2 separate regions of the Homo sapiens genome follow, and region 1 is linked to region 2. A link is a loop called in an ENCODE intact Hi-C map of the cell type or tissue named here. Cell type or tissue: endothelial cell of umbilical vein. All regions are shown on one strand.

Region 1 (2,500 bases), 81 kb after region 2:
TTGTTCATTTCAATACAATTTTACCAATATAGTATTTTTTCAAATGCTTTTGACTTCTCACATGTTTTAGAAATATAGAATGAAAACATTTAGTTTATTCAATTTATGAAACACATCTTCCATTTGCCCTAATTGCCAAAGGTAGTTCCCTTTGTTAAATAAATTAACCAATTTGGACTTACTTTATGTTATAAAAAGTTATATTTCATTTTTATTACAATACAGTGATAAATTTATTGTATTTCATATTTTATAAAGTATACCAAACAATAAATTATATATTTATCATGTAGATGACAAATATCATGTCAAGATTAAACTGCTGTAGGTCACTATAGTTTCTATCTTATAAGAAAAAGATAAATCAATATTCTGTTTCACGTTAATTTATTATAAAGCAAGATAATGTTTAGCCAAATTTATTACATTTTTAAGGAAGTAATAAATATGATAGAAAGCAGGAAATTCCTTCTGTGTATGGATATGTATTGAAGCTTTTTCTCATTATATTTTTAATTCCCTCTTATTTTTTAAAATATTAAAACCATATTTATATGTTGTATTATAATTCTACTAGGTAATGAATTTGCATATCTCATCCTGTTTTATTTTTCTCTGACTCTTACTCATGGTGTCTTACTTCTATTTCTGTTTTGTGATTTTTTATTGTAAGCTCATATTGGCTGTAATTCTATCAGTGGGAAATTTTTGAGGCTGGATTTGGGCATACATTCTTCTAGGAAGGATTTTTGTTGCTTCTGCAAGGTACCTATGGGCATTAAATCTGAGTCCATTTTAAATTAGGCATTAAAGCATGGTCCATCTTAAATTGTACGTCTCTATTTTTAATTTTCAGAATTATTGCAAATAGTATAGATCTAACATGTATATGAAGGCTGGCTTGTGTCCATGTATTCACTGGGGACAAAAAAAAAAAAAAACAAAACCGGCCGGGCGCGGTGGCTCACGTCTGTAATCCCAGCACTTTGGGAAGCCGAGGCGGGCGGATCACGAGGTCAGGAGATCGAGACTATCCTTGCTAACGTTGTGAAACCCCGTCTCTACTAAAAATACAAAAAATTAGCCGGGCGCAGTGGCAGGTGCCTGTAGTCGCATCTACTCCGGAGGCTGAGGCAGGAGAATGGCGTGAATCCGGGAGGCGGAGCTTGCAGTGAGCCGAGATTGCACCACTGCACTCCGGCACAGGCGACAGAGCGAGACTCCGTCTCAAAAACAAAACAAAACAAAACTCCCCTCACCTCCAGGTCCTAGGCAATATTCCTTATTGTCTGCTTGTGCATGAAGGGGTCTTCCACCTTGTTCCACCTTTCTCTGAAGGCATATTTCTTCCTGGGTCTCACTTTTTGTATATAGTAATCTTACTTATGGCGCCTCTTCCTGCCCTGTTTGAAGGCTGTTTTTTTTTTTCAGCGCCCTCTACAGGCCAAAGACCTAATTCCTCTGGATTCATACACCTACCCAGACTGCCCATAGTTTCAATTCTCAATTGTCTATCTGGTCTGTTGTTCCTGATCTTAGTGAATTTTCCTTTCATTCTTACAGATTTGTGTAACAATTTGGAATAAACTTTAAAAAATTATTTTATAGAAAATATATATTATCTAGCACCCTTGTATGTCAGGATCCCTACTATGCTGTATTGCCAGAACCAGAAATCTTAGATGTAAATTTTGTCCATGTTTAGACAGTAGCAAGTGTTACCATGAATAGTTTGACTAGTGGATTTTATTTTGCATTTTTAGATTTTTATGTACAACTTTCCTCAATAGCCTGGTTAAAATATCCTTAGGAAGAAAATAGAAAAAAGATTCCTGGAAGTACAAAATGATGCGTTGAAAACTTTCTGATTTGGACTTAGGCCAATTATTTTAGTCCTAACTTCCTGTCTGCAGTGAATGGTCCAGGGATGGGGATGTGATTTAAGCAGGCCAAGCCGAGTCCTTCTGTGGGATTTTAGAAAGAACACTAGGAAAGAGAAAAATATTCTCCTTTTCTTGCATCTTGAACTGCAAGGATGGGCTTTTCAATCTGCAGGTGATTGCATCCTTTGAAAGCCTGTTTGCATAGCAGACAATGAAGCTGAGCAGAGAAAAACAAGATGAGAGACAGATGGAGTAGGAGACCTGAGAAGATGGCTTGAGTCCATGAATTCTGGTGTTCCCTAGGCCACATTTGCCCCCATCCTTCCCAGGTATGTGAATCAATAACAACTTCCTCCATTTATTTGTTTATAATTTTTTTTCGCTTAAGCTGTTTTGAATTGAATTTCTGTGACTTGTAATAAAAAAGCCCTAACCAGTAGAGCTCACAGTCAAAATATAGAAAGGGGCATCTGCCTGTAGTCCCAGCTACTTGGGAGGCTGAGGTGGGAGGATTGGCTGAGTTTGGGAGGTCGAGGCTGCAGTGAGCTACGATTGCACTACTGCACTCCAGCCTGAGCGACAGAGTGAGACCCTGTCTTTATAAAAATCACCAAAAA
Region 2 (2,500 bases):
AGCATTAGGTATATCTCCCAGTGCTATCCCTCCCCCTTCCCCGCACCCCACAACAGTCCCCAGAGTGTGATGTTCCCCTTCCTGTGGCCATGTGTTCTCATTCATGGCATGCTAAGTTTTAAAGAAAGGAGGTATCCAAACTTTGGATATAATATGTTCCCATTTTTGTACTTTAAATATGTAAATATTCTTATATATAAACATCTGGAAGGCTACATAGCAAATGCTAACAGTGGTTTGATCTAAGCTATTTGACACAGGCTTCTCTATTTTCTTCTTTAAATTTCCCCTTATTTTCCGAAAAAAAAGTTTTTGCCATGAGAAAATAGAAATTCATTTTACAAGTTTACTTCTGTTAAAAGAAATAAAATGGTTAATTCTCGTGGAACATCTTTGGAATAAAAAGAGTGTTTACTCTTTAATAAACATATCTACATATTTATAAATATACAAATATTTATAAATTATATTAGTGTATATGTAGTATATGTGCGTTTGGGTTCCAGTGGCTAAATATACATGTCTATTTATATAAAGGCTATATATGCATAGTCTAGGAAATCTAGAAAATATGCTTTTTTGATGTGGTCAAATTTTCTTTTGTAAAAAGATTAAGTGACTCTGCATAATGGTGTGTTTTTTCCCTTAGAAATTCTAGTCCTTTCCAGGTGGGAAAAATCACTGCCTCGGCTCTGGATCTTTCAACCAAGGCTTGGAGAGTGGTTGCATAGCAACTACTGTTGGCGTAAATGACCAGTCTTGGTTCTCTGGGGGATGATATTGACTTGCACAATAAAATGATGCATTCAGATACTTTGCCAGCTATAATAGGATAAAAGAGCTAGGACCTTTTAGGAGCCATTTGAAAAAAGACTTGGTAAAATGGAGAGCTTCAGTTTGTTCCGTTGGAAATGATGAATCAAATACAGGACAGCTTTGAACAATGAAATTCAACAATGCAAATTCCTCAGGAAAGGAATCATTTCCCTTCTTTTCATCAACATTCATTAAGTTCCTACCAGGTACCAAGCTCTGTACTAGTTGCTAGGGATATAGTAATGATAACAAGCAGTCTCTACCATTTGGGAGCTTACAGGACAGTAGGAAAAACACAAAAGCTAATAACTCTAATACCTGATGCTAAGTGATCAAAGTATATGGGAGGATGTTATGGGACACAGAGAAAGCATATCCAGTGCTACCTTGGGATTGTTCAATAAGCCTTTCTTGAGCAGTGACTGTGTGTTTTGACATGGGGCTACAAAGATGAAAGAGACTTGGCGCCTGGCCATAAGGATTTAAAACCTGACAGAAGAGACATATAAACAATTCAATCTAATACAATGTGGTAAATGCTCAGCTAGCAGAGGGATTAAAGTATGAGAGCACAGAGGTAGAGATTAATGAATGATTTAATGCCTACTTAATACTCTATTGTTTGCAAAACCCTTAAACATACGTGATCTCATTTGATGTTTATGAACAGGTAGGATTTATCTTTCTCTTATTGATGAAGAAACTCAGGCTCAAAGATGTTGTGATTTGTCTAAGGTTGGTGTCATAGTCTGCTTGAACTGTTGTGATAAAATAAGACAGACTGGGTTACTTAAACAATAAAAATGTATTTTTTTACAGTTCTGGAGGCCAAAAGTCCCAGATCAAGGTCATATGGAGCTGGTTCCAGGTAAGGGTTCTCTTCCTGGCTTGCAGATGGCTACCTTCTGTTTGTGTCCTCACATGGTGGAGAAGGAGAGACAGTGAGCAAGCTCTCTAGTATCTCTTCTTATAGGGACATTAATCCTATGTGACCAGAGCCCCATCTTTTTGATCTTATTTAACTTTACTTCCAGGGAGGCCCCATGTCCAAATAGAGCCGTGCTGAGAGGTTAGGGCTTCAAAATAGGAATTTTTGGCGAACACAGACACTCAACGCATAAGAGTTGGGCTATGTACTTGGGGCTTCAGCCAATAAATCGGGTGTGTCTGTGTGTGTGTGTGTGTGTGTGTGTGTGTGTGTGTGTGCTTGTGTATTTCCTTCACCATATTAGATCTATGAGGCATTTTCTCCCAATGTGATGAATCTGTGACTCCCTCTTAACATTGAAGACATAAACAGGTCTGACATTTTGGGTCTCTGGCTACTCTTCCTTTCCCAGCTTATCTTTAGGACTTGCTGACATGCAGTCCTTTCTACAGTGCTCTCCTTGGGCTTATGCACAGTCCATCTGTACCCATTTAGGTCTTGTCACTTGGAATCTTCAGTTGTAAGGAGATCATGACCTGGAAGCTAGTTCTGTTTAAAAAGAATTGGGTGCCTGGGGCAGGTCCCCATTGCCCTATCCAGGATGAGACTGCAGCCTGCTCCAGGACCATTTAGAGAAGTAGGAAGGAGGTGGTAGAGGTAGCCAAGGCAGCAGCCAGGACTTACAGGGCTGGGAAGGGCATTTTGCCCAACAGCAGCAGCTGCCGTTACATGTTGGGCTTCCTGTCTTCTTACCCT

The links. Peaks named below come from ENCODE experiments on the same cell type or tissue, not always from the same donor. Only the 100,000 strongest peaks of a DNase experiment are listed, where the experiment ranks them.
Region 1: a loop joins it to region 2, with 4 times the contacts of the local background. A loop is called at or near these places in 4 of 110 quality-filtered maps.

Annotation. Positions count from the first base shown.
Region 1 is chr2:37,534,940-37,537,439 of GRCh38, forward strand. No RefSeq gene overlaps it. Among named protein-coding and RNA genes, the nearest start is that of LINC03063, 26 kb to the right of the region's middle. RefSeq lists an enhancer at 1,272-1,511. In endothelial cell of umbilical vein, a CTCF peak has its summit at 1,459 (motif pointing left); a DNase peak (open chromatin) is centred at 1,392; H3K4me3 peaks cover 512 bases; H3K27ac peaks cover 771 bases.
Region 2 is chr2:37,454,190-37,456,689 of GRCh38, forward strand. No RefSeq gene overlaps it. Among named protein-coding and RNA genes, the nearest start is that of LINC03063, 110 kb to the right of the region's middle. In endothelial cell of umbilical vein, no CTCF peak of the experiment used is centred here; a DNase peak (open chromatin) is centred at 1,072; H3K27ac peaks cover 2,500 bases.